2 separate regions of the Mus musculus genome follow, and region 2 is linked to region 1. The links are chromatin loops, found by intact Hi-C in ENCODE. Cell type or tissue: heart. All regions are shown on one strand. Links, peaks and the distances in the headings refer to the core of each region. The heading gives the core; the rest is flanking DNA.

Evidence for each region. Hi-C counts contacts between places; a loop is a spot of excess contacts. Peaks named below come from ENCODE experiments on the same cell type or tissue, not always from the same donor. Only the 100,000 strongest peaks of a DNase experiment are listed, where the experiment ranks them.
Region 2: it touches region 1 in a loop (2.2-fold over the local background); 1 of 42 quality-filtered maps calls a loop at or near these places.

The regions. Positions count from the first base shown.
Region 1 is chr17:56,580,501-56,588,446 of GRCm38, reverse strand. Safb2 (scaffold attachment factor B2) reads left to right here and starts at 3,862. Exons shown (of 21, transcript NM_001029979.3): 1 at 3,862-4,173; 2 at 5,376-5,463. The coding sequence starts at 4,003. Safb (scaffold attachment factor B) reads right to left here and starts at 3,465. Exons shown (of 21, transcript NM_001163300.1): 1 at 3,097-3,465. The coding sequence starts at 3,285. In heart, for the core only: a CTCF peak has its summit at 3,981; DNase peaks (open chromatin) are centred at 2,986, 3,616, 4,476 and 4,736; H3K4me3 peaks cover 4,714 bases; H3K27ac peaks cover 3,874 bases.
Region 2 is chr17:56,287,458-56,295,403 of GRCm38, reverse strand. It overlaps Plin3 (perilipin 3), which reads left to right and starts at 4,893. Exons shown (of 8, transcript NM_025836.3): 1 at 4,893-4,950; 2 at 7,528-7,610. The coding sequence starts at 7,545. Arrdc5 (arrestin domain containing 5) reads left to right here. Exons shown (of 3, transcript NM_029799.1): 3 at 740-1,293. The coding sequence ends at 1,258. In heart, for the core only: a CTCF peak has its summit at 4,030 (motif pointing left); DNase peaks (open chromatin) are centred at 2,353, 4,113, 4,823, 5,803 and 2 weaker places; H3K4me3 peaks cover 3,458 bases; H3K27ac peaks cover 4,842 bases.

The DNA of each region.
Region 1 (7,946 bases), core at 1,430-6,429:
GCAAGGTCCTGGGGTCATAGTCACATGTAGCTAAGCCCCAGCTTTCTATAGGGATCCTAGGAATTTGAAACTCAGGTTCTCATGCCTGTATTGTAAGGGCTCTTTCTCAGTGAGTACTCTTGGCCCTTAATGATAGCAGCCAGCATTGCTGCAAGACTATCCTGAGGACTCCTTGAGTCGTGGAGGCAACTGCTCAGAACTTCGGACTCCTCCACCTTTTGTGTCCCTGAGGAAAGAGATTCCAGCTTCCTTGGCTTAACCCAGTAACTAAGGAGGGGGAGGGGAACAGGGGACAGGGCTTGGACCTTGCTGTCCCCTTCTGGGACTTGTAGTGGAAGGACCCCGTAGAAGTCCCATTTCACACTCAAGAATGTTATTTGTTCATCAGTGGCCAACTCAGCAAGGGCCTCTCTCTCTCTCACACAGCCCTGTCAACAGTGCCCCCCAAGGAGTGAAATGAGACACTTTCTAGCAGCATGCCTCTCACCCTGGGGATGTTTCAAAGTTGACTGTCCCCAGAGAGAAGGTAGCAGCAGTGCCCTCAGAACTCCAAGCTCAGGCAACTCTTCCAGATCCCCAGGGGCTTCCTGTGGCTTTCATTAGGGGACCACAGACAAACCTGTAAGCAGCCCTGTCCTCTCTCTCCTCTGGAGCTAGTCAGCTTTCAAACAACTCCAGGTAAGCTGTAGAAAGGTATCTCATTTTATCCCTTGGGGCTAAATGACAGAGCTGTCCCTCCCAGGCTACCTCAGTAAACCCCCTCTAACAGGTGCTCCTCCACACCACCTCCCTCTTTAAAAATCCAACCCAGAGATGGTCACAACAAGCAGGCAGAGGGACAGTACTGTAGACTTACCCTCTGATCTGACAAACATACAGGGGTGTGAGTGGAGACAAGCACAGACCAGGGTCCCTCTGCAACCCCCAAGAGGACAATGAGAACAGCACCCTAAAGCCAACCCTCAACTTCTAGTCTTGAGAGAGCTTGGTACTGCCAAGGCTGCACAGTGCCTCACCAGCAGGCCGAGCATCACCCTGGCCACCCCCTTTCACACCCTGTATGTTCTGTAGGTGACACCAGTGTAGGGAGCTTCTTGCCCATTCCAATAGAGATGTAGTGTCCTTAAAAAACAAACAACAAGCTGGGCAGTGATGGCGCATGCTTTTAATCCCAGCAGGGATTAAAGAGGCAGACGGATTTCTGAGTTCAAGGCCAGCCTGGTCTACAGAGTGAGTTCCAGGACAGCCAGGGCTACATAGAGAAACCCTGTGGGGGGGAGGGGGGGGACACGACGATGACACAACCAACAAACCAAAAAAAACCCAAAAACAAACAAACAAAACCCCCAAAAAGCCACCAAACCAAACCAACTGAAAAGAGTGCCTGACGTTCAGTAGGTAGTGTGCCTGCCCTGGCCTCTAACTTCCACACCTCATCTCACAAGCAAGTAATGTTATATGCTGTACATGTTCACAGTACATGAGAGGCCAGAAGACAACCTCAGCTTTCTCTTAGGTACCATCCACCTTGTCTTACAGACTTGACTGGACTAGTCAGGCAGTGAGCCTCAGGGATCGTCCTGTGTCTGTGAGCACTGGGATTGCGGCTGGCACCCCACCTGACCTTTACTGTTGGTGCTGGGCACAGAGCTCAGGCCTTCACACTGCTGCCCTCTCTGCTTGTCACAGTGTCTTCTCTCAACAGCAACTGGTGACTGACTTTGGATGGATCTAGGAGGGTTAAATCTCCAGTTCCTTGTGCAAGGGATGACTGGGCAGATGACAATGTCTGAAAGCTAGAGGGGACAGCTTTTCAAGGTGTAACACAAACAAAGTCTGCTTTCTAAGGTGGAGTAAACAACTACAAAAGCCAAAAGGGGGCCCTGTGGAGACTGAGCTTGTTTACCTGGACTAGACTGCAAGCCAAGCAATGCCTACCCTACCCTGAAGGCAAGCTACTACTGCCTTGATCTGAGGACACTCAGAAGAGGTTAAAGGTCTTCCTGACAGAGAATCTAGGCCACAAAGGAAGGCAATAGAAATGAGCCTCTTTCTCAGGGGGCTCAGTTTGAGGCTGGAACTAAATCCTCCGACTCCCACCTGACCACACAGAATGGAGTGTTATAGCAGTTGTGTGGCAGATGGTTCCAAGGGCCTCTGCAATATTGGGCAAGCATGTTACCTCTGATCTATGTGTCCAACCCCTTTTTTTTTAAAAAAAAAAAGAGACAAAACAAAAACCTACTATGTTTTACAGAAAGGCTTTCACGCATCCCAAGATGGCCTCAAACTTAGGATCCTTCTGCCTCCACCACTCCCGGCCTTAGGAAGTATTTGGGATAAAACTTAGGGTTTTGTGCATGCAAGGTAAGCACAATACCAAATGAGTAGCACACTACCAAATGAGTAGCTCTTGGACCTACTTTATACTTTGAAAAAGGCTTAGCTAGCCCTGAACTCTAATATTCAGGTTGGTTTGGAACTCCTCTACAGCCCAGGTTGGCCTTGAACTCACATCTGACTTACCTTTATCAACAGAAAAAAACGTTCTTTCCTTCCATCTCGTATCTTCCCCTAGCTTAGTTCTAGCAAAGAATTAGAAACAATTTATTTTTCCGCTTTGTTTTTGTTTTTTGTCTCCCTGGGCTACCTACATCCTCCGGCTGTCTGCGAACTCTGAGAGTTTCTCATGTTTCATCTCCACCACCCCTGCCCCCAACGTCACTGTGTCTTCCCAGATTAAAAGAAAAGAAAAGAAACAAAAACCACCTGTTCTGCCTCGGGGGCCGAAAAGGGACTTGGGATCGAATCCCGCCACAAGCTGACCCCACTGGATGACCTTGGCCGAGTCCCCTTCATCCCCCTTTGGGGTTGGGACTAAGCAGTACAGGGAACGCGGTGTCATCGATCCCCCGAACCCGTTCGTGGTGTTATTTCCCTCTGGTCGCATCGCTGGGGGCGTCGAGATTCGAATCCTTGCACCCGGCGCCCGCGGAGCCCCAGTATTAGCGCCCAGCGCGAAGGCCAACGGGCCACTCCGGGCCCGGCGGTGGGTGTCGCCATGGCGACCATGGGGTTCCCCCCCGCGAACCTCACCTTCTTCAGCCGCTCCATCAGCACGCTCTTGTTGCCGCTCGAGTCGAGGTTCCGCTTCTTCAGCTCCGCCCGCAGGTCGATCACCCGCAGGTCGCTGAGCCGCCGCGTCCCGGTCTCTGACGCCGCGGAGCTCACGGCCGCCGCGCCCGCCGCACTCGCGTCTCCTAAACCCGACAGAGTCTCCGCCATTCCAGGGACCCTGGTTCCGTCGCCCACTTCACACAGAACCGGGTCAGTGGGTTTGCGTGAGTGTGTTTTTTTTTTGATTTGTTATTATTATTATTTTTTTGAATCTCGGCCCTCTTACCACAAAATGGCGCCGCCTGAGAGGGAACCGCTTCAGCCTCCCCGGAGGCGCACCTCGACACTGCGCAGGCGCCGCCGGCGCGAGCCCTACGCTCTCAGACGCCTTTACCCAAGCGCAGTGTGCGCGGCGGCAGAGACGACGTAGGCGCGCCTCGCCGGCTCGCGCTTGGCCGCGGACCAAGACGCATGCGTGCTACAGGTCGTGCGCCTGCGCATCACTGTCGGAGCGCTGGCCGTAGAGCGGTGGCGTGCGCAGCCGGGCAACGCTGCGAGAGGCAAACGGGGGTCAGTGAGCGTAGCGAGGCGGTGCGCGTGCGCATTAAAAAGAGGGTGGCGACGGGGCCGGGGGGGGGGGGGGGAGGGGGGGCTTACGACCGGTTGCGCATGTGCACTTGTACCCGCGAGGCTCGAGACTGCTTTGGCGTGCGACCTAGGAGGTGCGTCAGAGCTGTGCGCCTGCGCAGCCGCAAAGGGAGGCGGGAGGAAGCGAGTGCGTTTTCCTCTTCGGCAGCGCCATTTTGTACTACCTCCGAGCCGCCACAGCTGGTGCCAGCGAGTGGAGGGGGTTCCGGAGCGAGTTGGGAAGTCGCGGAAGCGAGGATGGCGGAACCCGGGACCGGGTCGGGCGACCCCGCCTTTGGTCCGGGCGCCTCGGAGAGTGGGACGCGGCGGCTCAGCGACCTGCGGGTGATCGACCTGAGGGCGGAGCTGAAAAAGCGGAACCTGGATACGGGAGGCAACAAGAGCGTGCTGATGGAGCGGCTGAGGAAGGTGAGGGAACCCGAGTGGCGCCGTGGACCCGGGCACGTAACTGCCCGCGCAGACTCGGGCCGGCCTTCCCACCCCGAGCCCCCCCCCCCGACTTCGGTCTGTGCTGTCAGTTACCGAAGCAGCCGAGGCTGTGTGACCTTTACTAGTCGCTGCCCCTCTCTGTGTCTCGCCTCCCACTTGCCCCGGGATTTGCAGGAAGCCGGGCCTTGTTGAGTAATCGGGTGGCTCTGGGCACGTCTCCATGATGACCTTGCACCTGCAGCTGTCTTTTCCGCCACCCTAGTTTTACTCTTCTGGGGAATCTATCAGTCAACCCCACTGTTGGCGGTGCCCAGTGTCTCTGCACAGACCATGTTCGCTCCCAGGTCCGGTCCCCTCGCGCTTCCCTGGTCTTGGAGCCTAGTTGTCATCTCGAGTCAGCGTAAGATGTCACTTTCCTCCCCCTAGACAAGAAGTCTTGTCTACTGCCCTTCAGCGCTTGACACAAGCTTGCCTCTGTGGAACAGGGTCCTTGAGGGTTAGGGACTCCTGATTGGCTGCAAGTAGAAGGCGCCAGAATACTTTGAGGGAAAATTGGCCAGCGCTTTCTTCTTCGGTCTATGTTGTTTTTCCTTATCAAAAATCAGCGCCTCCCCTCCCACGCAAAACTTTTTTTGGAGAGCTACTGTGGCCCAGTGTGGCCTTGGACTTGCTGTGAAACCCAGACTAGACTTCAGCTCTTGGTCTCCTGCCCCCCCTTTTCACTTCCAAAATGCTGGAATTAAAGGTTTGCTTTGTTATGGGAGGCCTTTTGAGCGCCCCATTCAGCTCTTTGCCCTGCCTGAATCAAGGACAGGTTTCCTACCATCATCCCTGTGTTTGATGAAAGAGCACACAAGATGAGCGGTCACCAACCCTGATTTGGGGTTAATACTTGGATTTTATTCTATTTTTTTGTCTTGGGTTGGGGATTACATCTAGGGCTACAAGCTGCCAGGTCATGTATGACCACAACCTGCTGACAGTGACTCTGCAACCCAAGCTTTCAGCTTCCCTTTCTCTAGGTTTTGGGTCTTGAGCAGGGAAGGGGAGCTGGCTGCTAAATGTGGTCTTAAGCTAGATTGTGAACACTTGCAACTGCAAAGTTGCTTCTTAAAGAACACTTTGTGTCAACCCCTCCTAAAAGATAACTTTATTTAAAACTTCATACTCTTTCCCATCAGGCATTTAAGGAGGAAGGACAAGAACCTGAGGAGGTTGGAATCAGCTGGGGAGCTGTGAGCAAGAGGGCTGTAAAGAGAAACACCAAAGGTACTTAACTGCCTGTGCTTGACGCTGGGCCTGGGGAATGGGTGTCTGCTCTGCTCTGTGTATGTGTAATATGCATACTTAGATGTGCATGTGTGTGGGACAGCCATAGTGTCACATTGTGTCCACCTTAGGTTTTGTTTTTGTCTTAAGGTTTATTTTGTGTGTGTGTGTGTGTGTGTGTGTGTTTGTGTGCGCGCTTGCCTGCATGTGAATGCACATGTGTTTGGTGCCCACAGAGGTCAGAAGCAGGTCTTGGACCCCTTAGAACTGGAGTCAGGAATGGTTACCAGTCTCCATGTGATTCCTGGGAGCTGAAGCCCATCCTGTATGACAGCAGTTAGTGCTCTTTCTTAACCGCTGATCCATCTGTCTACATAGTGATTTGGCTGGGCTGCTGACCTGTGAGGACCAGTGTCCTCCATCTTCAAACCCCAGCACTAGGATTATAAGTACCCTCATGCCCAGCTCTTCACGGGTGCTGGGATTGAGCCCAGGCCCCCAAGCTCAAAACAAGAAATGTTTTTGCCAGCTGAGCCATCTGCCCATTGCCCTGAAGTCAGGTTTTACCAGTGGCTTCGAGGACAGCTTTTCATCAGCATTCTAGGCTGAGGCAAGAGAATGGCCAATTCCAGGTTGGCCTGGCTACATGAGACTCTTAAGGGCCAGATATGGTGGTGCATGCCTTTAATCCCCAAACACCACTGCCCCAAACAAACCAATAACTGAGGGCTAGTGAAAAGGCTCAGCTACCGAAGGTAGAAGCTCCTGAATCTGAGAGTTGTTTGATCCTTGAGACCAGAAACAACTGGCTCCCAAAAGTTGATCTCTGACATCCACATTCACACTGAGGCGCACATATGTCTAACTGTGCTCACAGAGACAGCCATAATCATTTTTTAAAAAGCACTAACCTGGAGACCTAGTATAACCCTGGCTGCTTGTGTTGCAGACACTTGCCTGACCTGCCGCAAGCATATCAGATCAGTGGGCAGCATTGTCAGATGAGCCTGGGGGAGGTCTGGCATGGTTGAGAGGGTGCCTCCATGGGCAGAGCTATGCCTGTCCATCTCTGGAGGTGCTCAAGAATGTGGTGTTTGGTGTGATGTGCTAGCCCATGGCTTCCAGGCCAGGCCAGAGGCTCTGGGATGATAGAAGTGAGGTTTTAGCCCACAAGACACTGTTAGTGATTCTCTGAGCACCACTTTCTGGCAAAGTGGGAAGAAGTTCCAGGAAAGTCACAGTCACTCCCTCTCACAAGTGGGGCTGGCTCAAACAAGGGGTTTGGAGTGGGCACGTGTTTGCAGAAAGCCCTGCATTTGTCCCAGAGCCTCTCAAATACGGGTGAAATCACTGCATGAAGAATAGTTCTGACCTGTTTAATTCTTGTTGAATTGGGTAGTAAATATGTCCCTTGTGCTGATGTTAAACAACCATTGGTATGTCCTTTCTATGTCCCATGAGGGTACTGCACCCACCACAGAGGGCTTGAGTATTCAGAGTCCCATTCTCCAGCTGAACTGCTCTGAGAACCATAGAGTTATCTGGTTCTGAGAATTTAACCAGAGCCACCAGGCACTGCCTAGGTATCAAGCTATAGTCTTGGCCAGGATTTGGATATCTAGTCAAAGTCTTAAGGATTATTAAAAGTTGACATTTCTTTCTGTGCCTGTGAGGATTGGTGTGCACATATAGGAGGTACAAGGTTAACAGTGGGTTGACCTCAGTTGTTGTGCATGGTATTTCATGGGGTAGATTCTCACTGGCCTGGAGCCTGCTGATTCAGCCTGGCTGGTTGACCATCAACTCTAAGGATCCTCCTGTCTCCACCTCCCCAGCATTTCTCAGATGACATCTACCCTAACTAGTTTTGTGGGTTTTGCATTTTATTTAGTGTGTGTATGTGCGTACCCGTGAGGGCATGTACACACATAACACAGTGCAAGCACAGAGACCAGAGAGAACTATCTAGGAGCCATTTCTTTCCACCATGTGTAATCCAGGAATCAGATTCAGATGGTCAGGACTGGCAGCAACTGTTTTACCTACTGAGCCATCTCATACTCCTTTTAGCCCCCCTCCACCTCCCCCCACCCCCACTTTTGTTTTAACATTTTAATAACTGTGGTGGCCCACATGAGGTATCAGAGGACAGCTTTATACAGTTGATTCTGTGGGTTGAACTTGGCCATTTGATTCCAAAGGGAGAGTTGGTAATGTTGGGGATGGCATGCCAGTGGGTAGCTGGATCAGGAAGCTGGATGGTCATGTTTCCATCCATGCACAGGAAGCTGAAAGAACAGAAATGAAGTGAGGCTCTCAGAGCCTCTCACAATGACAGACTTCTTTAGCAAGGTTCCTAAACCAGCAGTTCTCAGTCTGTGGGTCACAACCCTTTCTGATCAAATAACCCTTTCCCAGAGGTTACCTAGTACCTAAGACCATTGGAAAACAGGTAATTTACAATTCATAATAGTAGCAAAACT
Region 2 (7,946 bases), core at 2,045-7,044, 290 kb after region 1:
GCATTCTTATATTTTTGGTTGTGAGCCTAGCCTTTAACAGCTGAGCCATCTCACCAGTTCAAGAAGCATTCTTAATTGTTTTTGGTTTTTGGTTTGTTTGTTTGGGTTTGTGTGTGTGTGTGTTTTGTGTTTTGTTTTGTTTTGTTTTGTTTTGTTTTGTTTTGTTTTGTTTTGTTTTGTTTTGTGACAGGGTTTCTTTGGGTATGTAGACCAGCCTGGCCTCAAACTCAGAGATCCCACTGCCTCTACCTCCTGAGTGCTGACATTGAAGGTGTGGTGGTCACACCTGACTGCTCATTTTTTTGTTTGTTGGTTTGGTTTGGTGTGGTTGATAAAGGGTTTCTAGTAGCCCAGGCTAGCCTTGAACTTCCTATGTAGCCAAGGATAAGGTTGGAATACCTGATCCCCCCCCACCTAGACTCTACCTGCTGAGTGCTGTGATGACAGGTGTGCCACTGTGACTAACTGGTTTATTTGATTGGAAGCCAGAGCCTTGTATATGCTGGGTGAGTGATCTACCCAATGAACTGCAGCCATCTCAGTCCCATTCTATAGCCTAGGCTGTCCCTTCTTTAGCCCAGGCTGGTCCTGAATGACCATTCTTCATCTGACCCTCCTGAGTGCCCCCAGATCCCTAGGGCTGGAGACACAAACCTGGACCCCACATTCCCCACAGTGTCCCACAGGCCTGCAGGAGAGTCTGTAAGTCTTAGGGGTGTCTATTCTCTTCCCTTTACAGAACTCCGTGTCTGTAGAAGCTGAGAAGAAGGTGTCATACAACTGCTGCAGTCAGGGCTGGGTGAGCCTGCATGTGCAGATGAGCAAGAACACCTATGTGCCGGGCGAGAAGGTGACATTCACATCAGAGATCCGCAATCACACGGGCAAGTACATCAAGACCGTGGTGTTCGCCCTCTATGCCCATGTGCAGTACGAGGGCTTCACGCCAAGTGCCGAGAGGCGCCGGCGGGCAGACAGCAGCGAGCTGCTGCGACAGATGGCCAACGCACGGATTCCAGCCTTCAACAGTACCACAGTGGTTAGTGCCTTCAACCTGCCGCTGGTTTTGTCTGTGAGCAGTGGCTCCCAGGAAAATGAGATCATGAGGACCAGCTATGAGCTTGTAGTCACGATTCACCTCCCCTGGTCTTTGTCGACAGTCAAAGCCCGACTCCCCATCATCATCACCAGCACCAGGGAAGGCCAGGCCGACTGCCCCCGGCTGGATGAGCTGCCATATGAGGACCATATGGTTTGAGTGCCTGCATATTAAATATGAAAAGCTTATTGTAACTCTGAGTTGTCTGCTGGGCCTAGGGCTAGCCTGGGATGTACAAAGCCCTGGGCTCTTTTCCCAATACAACATAATCCTGATGTGATGGTATACACCTATCATCCCAGCACTCCAGGAAGAACAAGAGTTCAAGGCCAGCCTCAGCTGCTAAGCAAGCTCCAGACTAGTCTGGGCTATGCAAGACCCAGTCTGAAGGGAACAAAGATGTCTCTAGGGTCTTGGCAGAACAGTCTCTATGAGCCAAGTTCCCATGGGTTAACTGTCTACATGTATACAGAGATCTCCAAGGCCTTGAGTGTGGTGGCACACACCTAGCACCCAGCACTGGGCAGGTCAATGCAGTATGCTGAGAGGTTTAAAGTCATTTTTGGCTATACACTGTATTGTAGGCCAGCCTGGGTTATGTGAGACCCTAAGTGCACACCCCACAGCTGCCATCAGCCTTCTGGAACATTCTATCCAGCCCTACAGCTTTCTCAGGGAGTCCCCTTACCCCTCTACCCCTGAGACTCAAGTGACCCACACAGGCAAGCGTTGGGGACACTTCCTGTGTGGTGGGGTTGATGGCACCCACCATGCCAGGTGGGCCAATTGGAGAAGACAGCTGGGGCCACCTGTTTCCTGTCCCCCATGGAGGGGCCCCCTCATCCTCCCTGACTCCTAACTTCAAAATAACCCCCTTCCCTGGAACCCAAGCCACTCAGCTGCAACCTGTGCAGGGTAGGTGGGGAACACAAAACACAGAGAGGCAGGTGTGGGAGAGCTGTCCACACTGCAAGCCCCAGCCACCAGTGCTGTGACCTATCTCTTCCACTATCTAGGAAATATGAACTCTGCCATCTACAGCTGTTAGAAGGAGCTCTTGTCAATTAGAGGGACTTAAGGCTGCCACCCCCACCAGGTCCTAAGTGATACCTATGTTCACTTACTTGGTTTCAAGATGGTCACTAGGACAGCAGCAGCCGGTCAGCCTCCACACAGGAGACCAGTCTCCATCCAAAGAGATAGCAGGAACATCTTGTTCCCACCAGCATGACAACATGACCAGGATGTCCTGGTTGTTGGCAGTGCTCTAAGGTGCAGGCCAAGCCAGGACACCTTGGCTCAGGCTGCCCTCTGTAGGGATTAGGAGGGCTGTGGTCCCAGAGGGATTAGGTTAGAGCACAGCCCTTGGGCCAGCCAAGATACTTACACACTGAAATCTGCCCACTACCCAACTTGCTTTAAGTCACCCCAGGAGCCACCAGGCAGCATGCAGGGTTGACCCCAGAGCCCAGAGAAGCAAGGGACCAAGGAGACCTGCTGCATGCCTCTCACAGGACCTGGAGTGGCCAGGAAATGGTGGTCAGAATGTGGTGGCCAGAGAAAGGAACGCAGGTAACTCAAGGGCCTGGGAGAAGCCATGCCAACCTGGTGGACCATGGGTCTCAGAGCCGTGTTCTTCCCCCAAGCTTACCACCGCCACTTCACAGGGTACAGCAGCAGCTGGCTGCCACAAGGCTCAGGAGGGTGGGGACAGACAGAGCCAGGTTCTGCATGTTAAATGACCCCCAGCTTCCTGTGGTGAGGGGCAGGACACCCCCCCCCCCGTCCACGGTCCACGTGAGAAGGAGACATGGGTAGCAGCTGGCCATCAGGTCACTGAGTTACAGCAAGGGCTTGTGGCTGTTAATTATCCTTCAAAGAGTAAGGACACAGACCGAGAGCTCCTGTTTCATCTAGCATCTTCCATTGTTTTTCCTGCTCCAATCTCATGGAACTCAGGCCGGCCTCAAACTCACTGGGTAACACTTGAACTGATTCCCCATGGTCCCCCTGCCTCAGCTCTGGCTGCTGGAGTGACAGGCATGTGCCACACCTGGTGGATGTGGGGTGGGGGGTGGGGGCAGAACCCAAGTTTTGTGTATACTGATTGAGCACTGTGCACTAGCCTCTAATTTCTCCTCTCATTCCATCACTGGGAGACTGAAGCCGGGGAGGGGGGGGGGGATATGGCCTCAGTCAGTGAGACAAAGTAAAAGTCCCTTAGAGGCCAGTGAAATGGATCAGTGAGAAAGGGAGGGAGTGGCTGCCAACTCTGCAGATCTGAGCTTAGTCCCCAGGCTCAACAACGGTGGTGCAGAGAAATGACGTCCCACGTGCTCTTTCCTGACCTACACACACACTAGTGGTAGAGTGCCCCCCTAAATAAATAGGTGTAATATACATTTTAAATTTTCCTTCGACTCCCCTCCCAATATTGTTTTGTTTTTTAAGACAGTCACTGTGTAGCTCTGGTGGTCCACCCAGTATCCCTCTAAAGTCTTAATGCTATTCTGCTGGCGTGACTTCCCACTGGTCTCTGAATGCTACCAAGCTGAGAGGGTACAGACTATGTTCCTGGGGCTGCCCTACATGACCTTTGTGTACAGCATGTGCCTAATAATTGTTGAATGCCTGTATACACAGCTAATGAGCCATGGGCCAGGCCCAAGGTTAATAGGACATGCTTTCTACGGCACCGATGGGCCTAGACACGTCAGGGGCACAGAGAGGGAGAGGCGCCATTGTGGAAAGAGAGGAGAGGGGAGCCGTCGGGAGGGGGTCACAGAGAGAAGGTCGCTGTAGGGGACACAGAGTGGAGGGGCTCTGTAAGGGAAGGAACGCAGAGGCGCTAGAGGCACAGAGGGAAGTGGCACCGTTGGGGGACATGGCGGGGAGGGGCGCAGTCGCGAGCAGGGCGCCACCTGGTGGCAACATGCCCCATCCCGCCACTGCCCCTGTGAAGGCGGCATTGTTCACTGGAAGCAGGAAGATAAAGAACTCAGCCTGAGTCAAGGCAGCTCAGAAAAAAAAAGGAGGGGCCGGGCGGAAGTCTGGAAAGATCTGAGGTAACTCAGTAAGGGTGGGTCCTCTCCAGGCCTGGCTCACATCCGTGCATGCGCAGTTGCAAATGCCCGTGCACATTTTCACAACTGCACACGTAGTCACACCCTCAACAAAAATACATTCCCTTCTTTCTTAGCTCCTGCAGCCGTCTGAGGTTAACACTTGGCTTACAGGCCAAGGGGAGAAAGAAGATTTAGGGATGAGAAAAAAAAAAAAGTCCAGGAGGTGTCTGTCTTCAGGAAAGGATTGATCCAGGGGTCCAGGAGCAGAAAGCTGGATACTGCGCATGGCTGGCCATATCAGGGCCTCAGTGCCCTCGTCCAGAGGACTTGGGACAACAAGAACCTCAATCTGGATGACAGCAACTTTTCCTTTAGGACCCAATCAGGGCTGAGGTTCAGGGTGTGTAACCTCCTGGCATTGATTTCCCTGGGTCCGATGGGCTTCTAAAAATGTCACTCAATCAGTCCTTGGATCTGGAAGCCTCTCTAAGGTCTCTGGAAACATGGGAGGATTCAAGGACCCCAGAATGGCACTCCCCTCTCCCCTCCATCTAGGATCAGGACTCCAAGTCTTTCTGGGACTCAACTAATGCAAGCAACCTGGGCTGGGTCGCCTTAGAAGGGTGGGCGGAACTACGCCATAGGGACCTCTGATTGGCCCTCTGTCCTGTCACTCCAAGGCCCCTCCCTCCACGGGGGATGCACAAGGCCGCCCCGCCCCACCCGGTAGATCCAAGCTGGACTTGGTAGGGGAGGTTTCCTCGCTTGGACGACCTGAGGACTTTGGTGAGAGCTGGGGGGCAAGGGGCAGGATCGATCTTGAGGCGCCCTTAGAGAGGAGGGAGAAACGAGGCTTCCTGGGAGGACTCCGGTATCCCAAAAATCCCTGCACGCTAGGAAACCCTACTTCTAGAGACTAACTTTTACCCAAGGACCCAACTTCTGCAGCGCTTCCAACTCTTGGCCTGGCCACCCTAGGACCTTAGCGTCCTCGTCAGTGACGGAGTCCCTGAGCGTCCAAAAAGGTGGATTCCACTGTCCTGGGTCCCCAGAATTAGAGTTGTGTTCAAATGCGAGTCCCGTGTGTCCTGGGCTGCGGCTCCTCCCTCTTCCCCGTGATTCTGAGTCTCCTGTCCCCAAGAACAAACAACCCCGCAGGCACAGTCACAAATAGCTTCACCTGCCGTGCACTAACTAGCCCCAGGCCCTGGATCCTACATAAAGCCAGGCCTGTTCCACAGGAAGCTGTGACCCCCAGCCGAGCATGGTGCCTCCCTCTGTTGGAATCTCTCAAATTTAATGTTTTGTTTCTGTCTTGTTAATTGTTTTTGGAAATGGCCCTACGCTAAACTTAGGGTGCCTTGGAATTTGCCTCCACCAAAAATGCTGGGATGACAGCATTGTCACCAAACCAGGCCGAAAGACTCCCTTAACCACTTCTAAGCCTTGGCTACATGCTGGTTTTTTGACCCTGGGGGCTTTTCTGGCTTTCTTTGCAGAGAAAGTAATCTGGTGGGCGGAGTGTGTGGGGGAGGGTCAGTTTCAGGCAGCTGGAGCCGGGTGTAGAGAGATTAGCTGCCACAAGTGCTCAAAAAGAGCAAAAAGCCCTTGTTTTTCTCCAGCGGCCACCATTGCTTAGGAAGGGGAGCTCCAGGGGTGTCTGACTCCTCAGGCTTTGCCACCCACCTTACCGATGACAGGAAGGCATGACCAGCATCACCTGACTCCCGTGTTGGGAAATCTTTATCGCAAACCTAACTGCTGCGGTTTGCCAGACTAGTTTATTGAGCACCCACTGTGGTTTAGCTGCCGATTTGAGCATTCTGCAGACAACGCCAAGCAATCTCATAAAGCCCAGGCTGGCCTAGAATTCACACACTGGGTAGTGGAAGATGGCTTTGATTTCTAACCTTCCTCAAGTGCTGGGGTGACAGGCATGTGCCATCACACTTGGTGTTTGTTGTTCTGGGGCATCTGGAAGGCCCAGCCCCAGTTTTTAACTGGTTTTTAAACAAATGATATCACCTACCTGTCCTAAAATTCAGACGCCAGGCTTCTACCTCTGTCTGAACTCTGTCCTTAGTCCATTAAGCTTCCTGATCTTCTAACATTCTATGTAAAGACAAGCAGACTCCGGCTGCAAGTGATGATTCAGTAGTTAAGAGCACTTCCTGTTCCCTCAAAGGACCGAGGCTCAGTTCTTAGCACCAGCTTCAGGCTCCTTATGTAACCTAACTCCAGCTGCAGGGGTCTGACTCTCCTGAACTCTGTGGCCACTGCATGCACATAAGCAAAACTAAAATGTAGATCTTTATAAGATGTATTATATTTGTTTATTTTTGCTTTATGTTTTGTTGTAACTGGGTCTCACTCTGTAGACCAGGTTGGCCTGGGACTCACAGAGACCCTCCTGCTCCAACTCCCAAGTGCTGGGATTAAAGGCGCACACCTGGCTTATCTTATTTTGAGTTGTGTGTATGCCCGTGTGGATGTGGTGCCTGTAGAGATCACGTGTCCTTGACCTTGAGTTACAGGTAGTTGTGAATCCCGTGCTATGGGTGCTGGGAATCAAACTCAGATCCTCTGAGAGAGCAATACTTGCTTTGTACCTCCTAACTCCCAACATACTCTTTAAGGAGAGAGAAAGAGAATCTTGGATGTTTCAGACATTTGCCTCTGAACTTCTTGGCTTGCAAGAGGTCTCTGTCTTGAACACACAGGGGCATTTGTTAGACTTGAACACACAGGGACATTTGTTAGTTTGTTTTTGTTTCTAAGTCCCCTTCTGCTGGGACTATTGTCATGTTGAGACCCACAAATGGGCACAGCTGTGGGAACAGTGTCAACTGTCTGGTCACATGGAAGAAGACTGTGAGGAAACAGTACCCTTGAGAGAGGTATAGGACCTGACCTTAATGAATGGCAGAAGTGAGCTTTAAAGGGACATGTCTGCCGGATGGATGTGGCCTAGGACCCTGTCACAACCACCCAGAGTTAGGGGTTCTAAAGGCATAATTAGGAATGGAGCCCCTGCCTAGAATCCCCCCTACCCCATTAGGGGCTGAGGGGTGTGGCTAGGGGTGGATTCCTACCTAGAACCCCCCAGTAAGGGGGCTGGGGTGTGGCCAGAAGTGCAGCTTTGTTGAGTGTGCCTGAGGAACTGGGTTGGCACTTCTCCAGCACCACAGGGTCAGTCAGCAGTTGGGGCGGAGCTAGGGTGAGCTAGGCCCCACCTTGGACCTTGCTGACGGGGCCCTGAGAGGGCTGAAGGTTCACAGATCAACTGTGCTGCTTCCTGTGTTCCTGGCTTTCCCTGGAGAGAGGGGTAGGGCTGGTTGTCACTTGACTGTCTTCTGCCCACAGCAACTGCTGCTGAGACCATGTCTAGCAATGGTACAGATGCGCCTGCCGAAGCTCAAGCTGCTATGGAGGAACCTGTTGTGCAGGTGAGGGGCCTGAGCTTCAGGGAGCCCTGGGCTCCTGAGTTCTGTGGCAGCCTGCTGGGGTCTGGAAGGGGCTAGCTAGGAGGGGAGTTAGGGGGTCTCCCTCCCTCCTTTCTTCTTTCCTCTCTCTTTTCTTTTCTTTTTTTTTTTATTTTTTTATTTTTTTTTTTTTGGTTTTTCGAGACAGGGTTTCTCTGTATAGCCCTGGCTGTCCTGGAGCTCATTTTGTAGACCAGGCTGGCCTCAAACTCAGAAATCCGCCTGCATCTGCCTCCCGAGTGCTGGGGTTAAAGGCATGTGCCACCACGCCCGGCCTTTTTTTTAAATTTTGAGACAAAG